2 separate regions of the Homo sapiens genome follow, and region 1 is linked to region 2. A link is an interaction called in ENCODE POLR2A ChIA-PET data of the cell type or tissue named here. Cell type or tissue: PC-9. All regions are shown on one strand. Each heading gives the region's core, and the rest is flanking DNA. Links, peaks and the distances in the headings are about the cores only.

Region 1 (7,748 bases), core at 1,647-6,646, 1.3 Mb after region 2:
ATGTTCAGGAGTGCTGAGCTGCAAATCCACACTTCACTAGGTTCAGCTTCCTAAAGGTCAAAGTTCCAGCAGGAAGCTCTCCCTAGAAACCAAGCTTCAGGAATAAAAAGCCAGAAGAAGGGAAACTGTAATTTGGGAAGGGTAGTTCCATCTGATCTACAGCCAAACCAGCCACTCGCAAAATCTAGAACAAGCGGCAGTTCTCTGGTCTCAGGTCACAGCAAAAAATCCTTGCAAAATTGGAACTATTTGCTAAACTTGGCATTGCTCTCACTGAAAGGTAAGTGAAACAAACAAAAAAAAGGTGATTTTTATATCTAGTTTTTCCATTTTTAACAATAATAACTACTGTTTAATAAAGTCCCCTGGTATATTAGACATCTGTTTTACACATATTATTTTAAAAATTCTCCCTCTTAATATATATTATTTAATTATTATTATTATTATTATTTTTGAGACAGAGTCTCACTCTGTAGCTCAGGCTGGAGTGCAGTGGCAGGATTTCGACTCACTGCAACCTCTCCCTCCCAGCTTCAAGCGATTCTCCTGCCTCAGCCTCCCAAGCAGCTGAATCACAGGCGCACACCACTACGCCCAGCTAATTTTTGTATTTTTAGTGGAGACAGGGTTTCGCCATGTTGGCCAGGTTGGTCTCGAATTCCTAACCTCAAATGATCTGCCCGCCTCAGCTTCCCAAAATATTGGGATTACAGGTGTGGGCCACCGTGCCTGGCCTTGTTTATTATTTTAATTAATTTTTTTTTAAGACAGCGTCTCACTTGCTGCACAGTCTAGAGCATAGTGGCATGATTACGGCCCACTGCAGCCTTGACCTCCCAGGCTCAAGTGATCCTCCCACCTCAACTCCCCAGTAGCTGGGACTACAGGCATGCACCACCATGCCTGGCTAATTTTTTTATTTTTAATTTTTTGTAAATGGGGGTCTTACTACGTTGCCCAGGCTGGTCTCAAACTCCTGGGCTCAAGCAATCCTCCCATCTTGGTCTCCCAAAGTGTTGGGATTACAGGCATGAGCCACCACACCTGGCATCTTAATAGATTTTAAAGTGCATACACATTACAGTGTTATTAACTATAAGCACAGTCTTGTACAGCAGGTCTTTAGCACTTACTCATCTTGCATAACAGAAACCTTAAACCTTGATTTTTCATCCCTAAATGGTCTGAAAAGTTTACTCTTCTCATTTTTCAAGGCGAAAACAGCGCGAGAGAGGTTAAATAATTTATCCAAACTTACTAAACAAATGCCTTAAACAAAATAGAAACCCAGGTCTGTGTATCCCTAAAGCCTACAGGCTTCTCTTATTTTGCTCAGTACTTTTTTTTTTTTTTTTGAGATAGGTTCTTGCTCTGTTGCCCAGGCTGGAGTGCAGTGGTGTAATAATAGCTCACTGTAACCTTGAACTCCTGGGCTTAAGCCATCCTCCCACCTTAGCCTTCCCAGTAGCTAGGACTACAGGTAAGCAGCTAATTAAACAAAAAAATTTCTTTGTAGGCATGGGGTCTCGCTGTGTTGCCCAGGCTGGTCAAAGACTCCTGGCCTCAAGCAATCCTCCAGCCTTGGCCTCCCAAAGTGCTGGGGTTATAGGCATGAGCCACTGCATTCGGCCTTGCTCACTACTGTCTAAAGTGTTCTAAGAAAATGTTCTTTTTGAGGCCAGGTGCGGTGGCTCACACCTGTAATCCCAGCACTTTGGGAGGCTGAGGCAGGTGGATCACGAGGTGAGGAGTTCAAGACCAGCCTGGCCAAGATGGTAAAACCCCATCTCTACCAAAAATTCAAAAATTAGCAGCTGTGGTCGTGCACGCCTGTAATCCCAGCTACTCGGGAGGCTAAGGCAGAAGAATTGCTTGAACCAAGGAGGCGGAGGTTGCAGTGAGCCGAGATCGCGCCACTGCACTCCAGACTGGGAGACAGAGTGAGACTCTGTCTCAAAAAAAAAAAAATTTTTTTTTTAAAAAAAGAAAGAAAATATTCTTTTTGATGTTATTAAGAACTCCTTGCCAATAAGATTATTATTTTGTACAGTATATATAATTATTATATTATAGCTGGGCGCAGTGGCTCACACCTGTAATCCCAGCACTTTGGGAGGCTGAGGCAGGTGGATCACCTGAGCTTAGGAGTTCGAGGCTAGCCTGGCCAACATGGCAAAACCCCATCTCTACTAAAAATACAAAAAGTAGCTGGGCATGGCAGTACGCGTCCATAATCCCAGCTACTTGGGAGGCTGAGGCAGAAGAATTGCTTGAACCTGGGAGATAGAGGTTACAGTGAGCCGAGATCATGCCATTGTGCTCCAGCCTGGGTGACAAGAGCAAAACTCCATCTCAAAAAAAAATTATATATAAATTATATATTACATTATTGTATGTTACATATATTCTGTAACAATACGATAAATAATTTCATATTATTACTTTAATAATTAAATTGTATATAATTATGCTGTTAAGCTTGCGGGGAGTTACGCCCCTTTCCTAAGATAAAAACAGACACATCTTTGGGGAGTCAGATCCAGACCCTGGGATCCTGACTGCCAGCACCTCGCTGTCTCCACCAGCCCCACGTCCTGTCTGCAGCCCCCACGTTTGTTATCTGGGGCCTGTGGATCTACGGGAGTGGCATTGGCTAACAAAGGCAGTGACAGAAAAAGTGTCCCCCAAGTCCAGTGGCTCTTAATCTTGAATACACAGTGAATTTCATAGTGTTTAGTCTGACTATCTGGAGAAGTTCAAATATACTGAGTTGTCACAGTCCCTTTGAGTGACTTGAGTTTTAAAAGGGGGAAAAAAACAGAAAGAAAAATAAAAGATAGACACAAATTTCCCTCACAGATACTGCTGCTGCTGGTTTGGAGAAGAAGTGCTTCTGGAGAACCGGAACCTGGTCAGCGGATGAGGACACACGACACTGTGAATGAGCAGTTATGGAGTCAGGGCAATGCCCTGGGGGTCTTGGAGGATGTCAGAGATCCCACGTTGACTAATTCTGGACACATATTCTGTTCAAAGAGGGCCTTTCAGCTGGGCACAGTGGCTCACGCCTGTAATCCCAGCACTTTGGGAAGCCGAGGTGGGCAGATCACCTGAGGTCAGGAGTTCGAGAGCAGCCTCGCCAACATGGTGAAACCCCGTCTCTACTGAAAATACAAAAATTAGCCAGGTGTGGTGGCAGGTGCCTGTAATCCCAGCTACTTGGGAGGCTGAGGCAGGAGAATCGCTTGAACCTGGGAGGCGGAGGTTGCAGTGAGCAGAGATCACACCACTGCACTCCAGCCTCGGTGAGAGAGACTCTCTCTCAACTGAAAAAAAAAAAAAAAAAAAAAAGAGGGCCTTTCTCTGGGTGGACAACAGTGTTGTGTAGGATGAGAGTGTTGTGTAGAGACAACCCTCTGCTGCTTGCCGGTGTGTCAGCAACACCTCTGCTGCTAAGTAGCATCACTGGAGGTAAGATTAGGAGGCTTGGCCGGGCGCAGTGGCTCTTGCCTGTAATCCCAGCACTTTGGGAGGCCGAGGCAGGAGGATCACAAGGTCAGGAAATCGAGACCATCCTGGCTAACACGGTGAAACCCCGTCTCTACTAAAAAAATACAAAAAATTAGCCGGGCGTGGTGGCGTGCATCTGTAGTCCCAGCTATTTGGGAGGCTGAGGCAGGAAGATGGCGCGAACCCAGGAGGCAGAGCTTGCAGTGAGCCGAGATCGCACCACTGCACTCCAGCCTGGGTGACAGAGCAAGACTCTGTGTCAAAAAAAAAAAAAAAAAAAAAGATTAGGAGGCTCAGTTTCACCATAGTTAACAGCACGGCACGAGCTCACTTCTACGAGCCCAACTGCACAAACCTTCACCTCCTGCCTCCGTCTCATCCTGGCCACGAGACAATTCAAAGCAATTTTCTTTTCTTTTTTTTTTTTTGAGATGTAGTCTCGTTCTGTCCCCCAGACTAGAGTGCAGTGGCATGATCTCGGCTCACTACAGCCTCTGCCTCCCGGGTTCAAGTGATTCTTCTGTCTCAGCCTCCCCAGCAGCCGGGATTACAGGCGCCCACCACCATGTCAGCTTTTGTATTTTTAGTAGAGATGGGGTTTCATCTTATTGGCCAGCCTGTTCTTGAACTCGTGACCTCAAGTGATCCGCCTACCTCAGCCTCCCAAAGTGCTGGGATTACAGGTGTGAGCCACCGGGCCTGGCCCCCATGAGGCAATTCGAGATAAAGTACAATAGCCGGCAATGGATTCTGAAAATAATTCTTCTCTTCCCTCCCTTTCCCTTTCCTTGTCTTCTCTCTTCCATCCTCCCTCCTTCCTCCACCCTGTCGCCAGAAAAGCTTGGTATTTGACACTTTTAAATGTCTAGAATGGTGCATTCATCTGGCCTTTTGACCGAGTGAGTTGGTCTTTCCAACCAGAGCTCTAGGTTGAGGAATGTCTAGCTGGGCTTGGGGAGAATGTCGGGAAATGGATGTGCTCCTGCAGTGTTCTGGAAGTGCAAACTGGTGCAACCTTCCTGGAAAACAATTTAGCAACGTCTATGAGTAAGTCACCCTTTGGCCATACTCTCAAAGGCTCACAAAGATAGACGTGCAAGGACACTCATTACAACATTGTTTAACAGAATGTCAATGGGACATTTCATGTTGTCTCCAAAATGAGGCTGCAGCCCTAAAGCTGAGAATAAGAGGTGCTAAATCCCCATATTTAAAGGACCACCTATGAGCTGGCAGGAGCAGTTCATTGACCAATAGTCCCCTCTCCTTCTCCCCATCTTACAATAATAGAAGTCCAGGCATTAGAAAATCACTCAGGTTCAAGGTGAGAGCTACTCCTTTCCTTCCCTTGAAGCCACATGTGTGGAGCTTCAAGAGAACCTTAGAGACTCAAGATGCTGGCGAGAAGGGAAAGGACTGACATCTTAGTCCTGATCTAGACACTTGCTAAGATGCAGAAACTCATGGGTCCACACGAGCTCCCATGTTGTTGCAGAACTCAGTGAAAGAGTTCCTGAGAAAGCCAGATCTATTTCTTCAGAAGCCTGGGAATAGATGAGCAAATAGAGACTGGTCCTTGCTTCTTGCCTGGGTAATTTTGGAATGAAAGGCTTGCTGGAGCAATCAGAGTTGTGTGAGTGTCCCAAGAGGCAAGCAGAGACCAGGAAAGGTGGCTGAGCTTGAGTTGTCTTGCTGGTATCCTCCTCAAGAAGGCAGGAGGAAGTCCAGTAGGAAGAAGTGTAGAGTCTATGACCAGGTGTAGGGACTTGCAGAAAAGATTACAAGTCAGAGCACATCATTCAGCCAGGGAACTTTTGGGCCATCCAAAGACTTGTGCAAAAGCTCCATCAGAGAACCAATATTTGGATGCCTGCCATACAGCAAGGCATGGATAACAGCGAAGATTACATCTGCACTGACTCAGTAAAACAAGTTATACTGGTCAGGTGCAGTGGCTCATGCCTATAATCCTAGCACTTCGGGAGGCTAGGAGTTCAAGACCAGCCAGGGCAACATAGCAAGACATTGTCTCTACAAAAAATAAAAAAAATAAAAAAAATTAGTGGGTATGGTGGCATGTGCCTGTAGTTCCAGCTACTTGGGAGGCTAAGGCAGAAGGATCTCTTGAGGCCAGGAGTTGAAGGCTGCAGTGAACCATGATCATGCCACTGCACTCCAGCCTGGGGGATGAGGGGTGACAGAGCAAGGCTCTGTCTCTAAATAAAAAAAAAAGTGGCTGGGTATGGCAGCTCATGCCTGTAATCCCAGCACTTTAGGAGGCTGAGGTAGGTGGATTGTTCGCGCCCAGGAGTTCAAGACCAGCCTGGGCAACATGGCAAAACTCTGGCTCTACAAAAAAAAATTAAGATATTAGTTGGGCATGGTGGCATGCAGCTATAGTTTCAGCTACTCAGGAGGCTGAGGCAGGAGGATTGCTTCAACCCAGGAGGTTAAGGCTGCAGTGAGCCATGTGTCACTACACTCCAGCCTAGATGAAAGAGTCAGAGCTTGTTTAAAAAAAAAAAAAGAGAGAGAGAGAGACAAAACAGTTATATCATTTTCATGAATCCCTCTTCCCTAACCATCTTGACTCTGGAGGAACCAGAAGCCCTAGAGTATGGGGAGGTCCCATAAGCCATTGGAAACTCCAGAACTGAAGGTGGGTGTGGGCTTGGCACTGGGTGGCAGATTGAAGATTTATGACTGGAGTGAATTTTTAGTACCGGCTATGGTAGATGTGTAAAATTACTACACTCTTGCATCACACCAAGCATGAAAGAGTTTACATTCCAGAGAAAAAGGTTTATCGCTGTCTCTTGGTTTTTCAGACTATTGAAGGCCAAGTGTTCAGATGGTCTTGTTTTGTGGGACAGATAGGACTTCACACCATTGCTGGTGCAAGTTTTCTGGAGGAAGTGGGCTGTGAGATGAATTCTGAATTAAAGGAAGAATTCTTGGATCTTGGATAGAGTCGCAGGCGCCTCTGATGACAACTTGCAGGAGAAAGAAGGAAACCAAATGTCTTTTTGCATAATTGGCAGGGAAAGGATCCCTAAATGGAACTGGGAGGTGATATAATCAGGGCTAATTTGATAAAGAGTCTCGAAATCAAATGTGACTACATTGACTCTACCGTGGAAGCATCCATTGATTATGTTGTCAAAGATGCAGGTGAGAGCAATGGATTTTAATGACAGTGTTTTGAACCATTCGTAAGGAAGGGAGTACGAAGGGAATACTGCCAGTTAATGTGTTTTATTTCAGATGAGAAATAAATCCAGATTATCCTGGGGACTTTCCAGTGGAGGAAAAAAACTAAATCAAAACCAAACCGAAAATCAAGAGTGTAGCTGAGCCAGTTGCAGGAAGAAATGGCAAATTATTCCAAGGGTTCTATCTGAGGGAGGGAAACAATGGATAATCAGTCTATCAAGGGAAAATGTGTTAGAGGCTTCAATGTAGTTATTTAGCTTTCTTTGAAATACAATGAAGCATGATTGCATTTTAAATTAATTCCTAGCCTGCCAGCCTTTGAATTTTTCATGTTTACTTTTACTTTGCATGCCGACTTGATTTTCTTTCTTTTTACAAATCGCCAACAAAATTCAAGAGGATAATGTTCCAGATAAGCAATGTTTATTTGGTTAGCAAGTATTTATTGCACATTTACCCTGTAGTTGATGGGGAGGAAGGAGCCAAGGTGCGTTTATTACCTATTAAGTATTGAAATAGAGACTTTCTTATACATTATTTCATATTAATCTGTACAACACCTCTGTGATGTAAGTACTATCATTTTCATTTTTCATTTTAGGAATCTGAGCCTCGAAGAGGTTATGTGACTTATCCCAAAAAGTGTCTGTATCAGTCTGTTCTCACACTGTTAATAAAGACATACCCGAGACTGCATAATTTATAAAGGAAAAAGGTTTAATGAACTCACATCCACATGGCTGGGGAGGCCTCACGTTCATGGCTGAAGGCGAATGAGGAGCAAAGTCACGTCTTACATGAAGGCAGGCAAGAGAGCTTGGGCAGGGGAACTCCCCTTTATAAAAGCATCAGATCTCGTGAGAGTTATTCACTACCATGAGAACAGTATGGGGAAACCGCCCCCTATGATTCAATTATCTCCACCTGGCCCTGCCCTTGACACATGGGGATTATTACACTTCAAGGTGAGATTTGGTTGGGGACATAGCCAAACCATATCAGTGTCTTAGCAAATTATTATA
Region 2 (7,748 bases), core at 1,560-6,559:
CAGACAGTAACGTAGCACCTTACAGTGCAATGGCCCCGGCAAACGAGAGTCTAAATATATCCAGGGTGCATATCATTAGTGAGCAGTTACAGAAATAAAGATGTTATGTTGTATCTGTTAGTCAAATCAAAAATTCTAATTGGACACAGAACAATTTCTCAAAGCTTTCAGCAGGAGGTAATTACTGTGTTGACTACTTGTAGCAAAAAAAAAAAAAAAAAAAAAGCTGAAATAGAGCCTAGTGTTTGGGCTGTTTCCATGAAAGAAGGAAGGAGAGAGATGTTTTTGCCTGGATCTGAGCTGCTTAAAAGCTGGCTGGGCTCCTGATCTTTGCACTTTCCTGGTTTAACCAGTGACACTGCTGCAAGCAGCTCACCATGTCACACCAAACCCTTTGATAACCAAAGTGCAGTGTATTTTTAGCAAAACCTTCAGAAAAGACCTGGAAATAAAGCCAGGCATGGTGGCTCACACCTGTAATCCCAGCACTTTGGGAGGCCGAGGCGGGCAGATCACCTGAGGTTAGGAGTTTGAAACCAGCCTGGCTAACATGGCAAAACGTTGTCTCTACTAAAAATACAAAAATTAGCCAGGCATGCTGGTGAGCACCTGTAATCCCAGCTACTCGGGAGGCTGAGGCAGAAGAATCACTTGAACCCGGGAGGCGGAGGTTGCAGTGAGCCGAGATCACGCTACTGCACTCCAGCCTGGGCGACACAGCGAGACTCCATCACAAAACATAGAAAGAAAAGAAAGAGAGAGAGAGAGAGAAAGAGAGAAGGAGAGAAAGAGAGAGGGAGGGAGGGAAGGAAGGAAGGAAGGAAGGAAGGAAGGAACCTGGAAATGAGTCTGTGACTAGATAATAGTATTGGAAAGCCAGAATTTTAAATCAGGACAGACAGATGAGGCAGGGACAGTGATGACATTTTATATCCTTCCTCATGTCTAGTCCTGAGCATCACACAAATGATTGACTAAAAGTATAAAAGTACAGAGTTACAATTCCTGATTGTGGTGATGGTTTCCCAGGTATAGTCACATATCAAGACATATCCAACAGTATATTTTAAATAAGCATAGTTTATTGTATGTCAATGATATATTAATAAATCTATTTAAATATGAGATTTAGCACTTTGTGAGGCCAAGGCTGGAGGATTGCTTGAAGCCAAGAGTTTGAGACCAGCCTGGGCAACACAGTGAGACCCCATCTCTAAAAAAAAATACAAAAATTAGCCGGGTGTGGTGGTAATCCCAGTGCTTTGGCCTGGAGTTCAAAACCAGCCTAGGCAACACAGCAAGACCCCATCTCTCAAAAACAAACAAAAAAAATCTTTTAAAAAACGTAGCCAGGCATGGAGACATGGGCCTGTAGTCCCTGGTACTCAGGAGGCTGAGGTGGGAGAATCACTTGAGCCCAGGAGTTTGAGTCTGCAGTGAGCCATGATGGCACCATTGTACTCCATCCTGGGCAGCAGGGTGATACCCCATCTCCCCACAAATAAATAAAATAAAATAAAAGAGAGACATTTCTTCCAAGTTATCAAAAAGACACCATCAGGAGCATGACATTGAGGATTCAATTTGTACAATGGCACATCTCAACAGAACTTTTCACACAATGAGGAATTCTTTTCTTTCCTTCCTCTTCCTCCTCCTTCTTCTTTCTCTTCCTTTTCCTGCTCCTCCTCTTCCTCCCTTCTCCCTTCTCCCTCCTCCTCTCCCTTCTCCCCCCTCCCCCTCCCCCTCCTTCCCCTTCTTCCTCCTCCTCCTCCCTTCCTCCTCCTCCTCCTCCTCCTTCTTCTTCTTCTTGAGATGGGTCTCACTATTTGACCCAGGCTGCTCTCAAACTCCTGGCCTCAAGCGATTCTCCTACCTCAGCCTCCCAAGTTGCTGGGATTACAGGTGTGAGCCACCACGCTTGGCTGTTTTTCATACATTATATTCTTATTATTTGAAGTTTGGTGCTTATGCATTTTCCCAGATGTCATCATACTCAGTTCTGAACCCTGGAGTTGGCAGTCTTTTGTGCTTTAAGCATCGTTTGTACATGGGTGAGCTTCAACTCTGTGTCTCCACTGTGGTGTCCCCTGACCCAGGTTTGTAGAGAATTATGCTCAAAACTGCCCTCTCCACACCTCACTTGGTCCCTTGTTAAACATCCCAAGCTCAGCGAGTCCCAGACGGAATTCCTGATCTCACTTTTCCCCAGATCACAGCTTCCCCTCCCAGGTAATGGTAGCTCTGCCTCGTCATCTCCATTTTGTGCTCTTTTGGCCCCAAATTCTGGACTCTTCTCTTTATCACATATCCCACACTGAACCCTCAGAAAATCCTGTTGGTTCTGTCTTCAGAATATCCAGAACCTGAACACTTTTCATCACCGTCATCATCATCATTGTCATCATTTGTCTGGATTCTTGCAAATGTGCTTCCAACTCTGCCCACCTTGCAATCTCACCCACACGGCACCCAAACCATTTCTGCATGGCCTCCGTGGGACCAGGGGCTCCCCAGCTCCACAATGGGGAGAGCCCCCCAGGGTAGAGCCTTAAAGGCCCATGTGACTCCCACCAGTCCTCACCCTGCACCACATGGCTCTGGGACCTCTCCTGGGTGCAACCTCTCTTGTTCCCTGCCACACTTCTGCCTCAGTGCCTTTGATGAATTCTGCCCTCTGCTTGGAATACTCACCACGTCCAGACACCCACCTGGCTTACCTCCTCACATCCTTTCAGTCTTTGCTCAATGATCACCTTTCCCGAGGTCTACAAGACCCCTGTGTTTAAAAGAGCAACTTAGCACACTTCCCTTCCTCTGCTTTGTTTTTCTTTGTAGTAATTACCAGCTTCTAGCATCCTCTGTCACTTACTTATGGATCATGTGGATTGTCTGCCCCTTCCTCTTCGAATGCAAGCTCCCCAGGGGCAAGACTTGGTTGGTTTTTCTCACTGCCACATTCCTGGAATGTTCAAGGCATACCAATAGGTATGTGTTGAATGATTGAATGGGTGGGTGCATGAATGAATTAATGAATGAACTTGTGGCACTCAAATACTTCTGCCATTTGCCAGCTGGGGTTTGCCAGGGTAGCATTTTTTATACGAAAAAAAGGAGGGCTGGGTGTGGTGGTTCACACCTGTAATCCCAGAGCTTTGAGAGGCTGAAGTGGGAGGATCGCTTGAGGTCAGAGTTCAAGACCAGCCAAGGCAATCTAGTGAGACCCCCATCTCTAAAAAAAAAAAAAAAAAAAAATTAGCTGGGCATGGTGGTGCATGCCTGTAGTTCCAGGTACTGGGGAGGCTGAGGTGGGAGGATCACTTGAGCCCAGGAGTTCAAGGCTACAGTGAGCTATGATTGCACCACTGCACTCCAATCTGAGTGACAGAGCAAGAATGGGCCAGAGAGAGACAGAGAGAGAAAGAGAGTTGTCACACTATCCTTATTCTCTTCCCATTTGACATAGAAACAGGCAGAGAGAGAAAGCAGAGCTCCCTAGCAGAGAGAAGAGCTGACCATAGGTAGGGGCCCTGGGCTGGAGCAGGAAACAGTCCCTAGAGATCTGCGCAGACAAGTCAAAAAAGGAGAAATCACAACGTGACAATGAGTTCCTCAGTTACATTTCTGAGCACCTGCCAAATGCCAGGGATAACGCTGGGTGCTGTGCTGTCAACGACAAAGAAGATACGGTCCTACCCCTAAAAAGCGACGGTGGGAGGCATGTGAACAGGTCGTCACTGTCCATAGGATCGAACTGCGACTGCCTTCCAGCACGCATGCTTCTGGAGAATAGAGGAGAGGAACTCGCTTCTGCTTGGAGGAACAGGAGCAGGGAACACTGGAGGCTCCAAGTAAAGAATGAGTAGGTGCGTCCCAGGCAGGAAAGGGATGGGAGGGGAATGGCAATGTGAAGGGAGCAATTGCAAAGGCTGAAGTCCAGATGAGGTCAAATGTGCTTGGGGAGAGGCAAGGGTGTGTGTGTGTGTGTGTGTGTGTGTGTGTGTGTGTGTGTGTGTGTGTGATGGTTAACATAAGAAAAGAAGTTTAAGAAATAAGAAGCCTCTAGATTGTGACGGGCTTTTTCTTCCATGCTAAGGACTGTGGTCTACGAAGAATGCAGGGTGCTGAGGTGGGGGTTGTGGATGTGGTCAGGGGTATAGGAAGCTGGCCAAAGGATAAGCTGTGATGATTTTATAATGACTCAGGAAAGAGAGCCCCTAAACTATGACAATGGCAGTCAGCACCTCACCCTAAAAGAATGTGGGAAGACAATGTATGGACCGAGGCATTGGAGAAATTTGATTGGAAAGATTAGCTGAAGAACAGCTGACTCCGAGCAACGCAGAAAGAGGAAGCTCGAGGCAGGCATGGTGAGTCACATCATGGGACAATGAGGTCTGAGCCTTGGAGGAGGAAGAGGAAGAGGAGTAATGAGAAAACCACAGGTGGGACCAGTAATCACAAAGGGAAACAGCAAAGCATTTGTAAGCTCTGGAATCCTACCCAGTGAGGCTGCTTTGGGGAATAGTATTTAGGGAACACTGGTAAGTAGCCAAACCCAGAATCAGCCATTTCAAAACCAGATGGACGGACAGGCTCCTTCAGGAAAGTTCTGCTGGGAAGGCACAGGACAGATGCCATGTGCCCTCTTCATCCTCACTGCCCAGCCAGCAGGGCAAGCCACGATACTTGAGTTCCTCCACCCCATCTTTCCTACAAATGAACACTGGTGTATTGACTTTTATCTACATCCAATACAAAACCAAAAGCCACAGTATAATTTTTTGGTTTTTTTTTTTTTTTTTGAGACACACTCGCTCTGTCACCCAGGCTGGAGTGCAGTGGCACTATCACGGCTCACTGCAACCTCTGCCTTCTGGGCTCAAGCAATCCTCCCACCTCAGTCTCCCAAGTAGCCGGGACTACTGGTGCATGCCACCACACCTGGCTAATTTTTGTATTTTTTGTAGAGACGGGGTTTTGCCTTGTTGGCCAGGCTGGTCTCGAACTTCTGTCCTCAAGTGATCCTCTCGCCTCGGTCTCCCAAAGTGCTGGGATTACAGGCATAAGCCACTGCACCCAGCCAGTTTATGGAATTTTTTAGTTGAGTTTTGTCAGTTCTCTAGGAGCGTGGTCAGTTTCATTGGCAAGAAGCAAAGGAGGATCTAGCTGCTTAAGAAACAAAGCTCTGCCAGGTGCGTTGGCTCACGGCTGTAATCCTAGCACTTTGGGAGGCTGAGGCGGGTGGATTACCTGAGGTCAGGAGTTCAAGACCAGCCTGGCCAACATGCTGAAACCCCGTCTCTACTAAAAATACAAAAAAATTAGCTGGGTGTAGTGGTGCGTGGCTGTAATCCCAGCTACTCGGGAGGCTAAGGCAGGATAACTTCTTGAACCTGGGAGGCGGAGGTTGTGGTGAGTTGACATTGCACCACTGCACTCCAGCCTGGGTGACAGGGTGAGACTTTGTCTCAAAAAACAAACAAACAAAAAAAACCAAGAAACAAAGCACTGTGTTTTTGCATACTATTCTCGTATTCTCTGAGTATTTGGATATCTTTCCCAGTTGGAAGTTGCAGATCTCTGCATGGCACAAAATCTCTATCGACTAATTTACAACTTTAGGAACAGGAAGGCAAATGAACTAAATTGTTGTGGATGACAAAAGCCATATTTTCCACAATAAAGTAAGGAAGGAACCACAAACAAATACCAGCTTATAATTTCTCCATCAAATGACAGACACACTCCGCCCTGTCTAGGCAAAAGATGGCCATACGCTGTCCCTTAGGGCTCACTGAAAATATATCCTAGTCTTGGATGCAGATATAATGTTCTATAAATACTCTCCCTGTTTGCATATTTGCCTAATGTTTTTCTTCTGCTGCCTGTGTGTGCCTGTTTAATCAGTCTCCAGAAGACAGATGATCTCTCGTTCTGACTTTATTTAACATTTAGAAGGTTATTAAGTGCTTAAAATTTTTTCGATGAACATTATGCAAATTGACACGTTGACTTCTCGAACTACAAGGAAACTATCCCAATATTTTCACGGTGGTTGAGTGGTTGATGCAATGGAAAAGAAACACACACACACACACACTCACACACACGCTCACACACACTCTCACACACTCTCACACACACACTCACACACTCACACACACACACACACACTCACACACACACTCACACACACACACACACACACACACACACACACTCCCTAAAAGGCATCCTGTATATTCAGGATCTAGGCTTATTTCTGCCATTAACTTGTTGCATTAATGACTTGGGTGGAATATAATAAATAAAAATAGGAGTTGAAAATCTTCCTAATTAATGGCAATAAATGGGAAGTAGACAAAGAACATTATGGGGTGATTACAGTGTTGCCTTTTTTGTTCAGAAAAGGATGCAATTGCCATTCATTGAGATAATCTTGGTAATTCTTACATCTTTTCTAGAATTTTCAAGATAAAAGCTTTTTCTGATCTTTTTTGAAAATTAAAGAATTTCAGAAATTCTTAGAAATTGGTAATATAATCCACTGGGTCAAAGGCAAAGTCATCTGTCTTTTCTTCCTTCCCTTCCCCCCACCGACCTTCTCTACCTTAATGTTCCAGGACTCGCTGGAGACCCAGATGTAGTAGAGCCCTGGGCTCTCTCATCTGCTCCCAGTGATAGACCCTAATTCCTTTTCACAGCTAGAAGACTCTATTACATCCTGCCACCTGCCATCTTCACAAATCTTCCCTGTTCCCAACAAGGTAAGAATGGCTAGGGTCATGACTTTATCTGCAGAACCCTTTCTGGAAGGCTAGGTGACACTTGTGAAATATCAGAGCTAACATTTGTCCACGTATACTACTTTCTGTCTATAAAATTGATTTCAGTATTATAAGTGAGGATGCACCATTTATTTCAGTAGCACCTCCACTTCTACAGCCAGCTGGCTTCTTCTACCTCGATGGGATCATATCCCCCCAAAGTTAGCATCGTTGAGCCTTCCAGTAATATAAGTAAACAAGGTTGGAGAGGGGGAAATGCAAAGACAAAATCTCTTATTCTAGAGAAGTCTCCTTGCCTAATGCAGTAGCTCATGCCTGTAATCCCAGGGCTTGGGGAGGCCAAGGCAGGAGGATCGTTTGAGGCCAGGAATTCGAGACCAGCCTGGGAAACATAGCAAGATCCCATCTCTCCAGAAAAAAGAGTCTCCCATACTTTTTGAGAGTTAGGCGTTTCACAGATATTAACTAATTTGCTCCTCCGAATGTCACTTATAAATAAAGCAACCAAGGCTCAGAGAGACTCAGTAATTCACCCAAGGCCACATAAGCAGTGGCAGAGCTGGTTAGATGACCAAACCCAGGGCAAGATGGCGCCATCCTCCCCTCTCTGTTTGCCATGCCAGGTTGCACCACACAGATCCACATCAGGAGGCAGGGACACCAGCCTTGGCGCAGCAGCTGAGACCAGGGCGAGGTCCCTCAATGCCTGTAAGCTCTTCCTCATTTGCAAAAATGATCTAGATACCCCCTTTCATTCCTAAAGCACCATCTCTCTAAAATGTTTGATTGGCTGGATAACCCCCAGATCACATATGCACGTGGTTTGTAGACTGCACCAGGCATTGACTGTGATGGGCAGCCCTGCAGCCGTGGCTGCAGCCCTTGCTAACAGTAGCCCTTGTTACAACTGCCTTCTGTACATGGTTCTCCCCTCCTGCCAAGACCTGCAGGCTACAT

The links. Peaks named below come from ENCODE experiments on the same cell type or tissue, not always from the same donor. Only the 100,000 strongest peaks of a DNase experiment are listed, where the experiment ranks them.
Region 1: POLR2A ChIA-PET joins it to region 2 with 15 read pairs; 1 of 35 experiments calls an interaction of 5 or more read pairs at or near these places.

Annotation. Positions count from the first base shown.
Region 1 is chr10:15,176,407-15,184,154 of GRCh38, forward strand. The region is part of intron 3 of LOC105376434 (a long non-coding RNA gene); the gene reads right to left. Among named protein-coding and RNA genes, the nearest start is that of NMT2, 12 kb to the left of the region's middle. In PC-9, for the core only: no CTCF peak of the experiment used is centred there; a DNase peak (open chromatin) is centred at 4,555.
Region 2 is chr10:13,878,019-13,885,766 of GRCh38, forward strand. All of the region lies in intron 2 of FRMD4A (FERM domain containing 4A), which reads right to left. Among named protein-coding and RNA genes, the nearest start is that of FRMD4A-AS2, 110 kb to the right of the region's middle. RefSeq lists enhancers at 2,879-3,768, 3,769-4,659, 4,231-4,525, 4,660-5,549. In PC-9, for the core only: no CTCF peak of the experiment used is centred there; a DNase peak (open chromatin) is centred at 4,323; H3K4me3 peaks cover 1,075 bases; H3K27ac peaks cover 3,159 bases.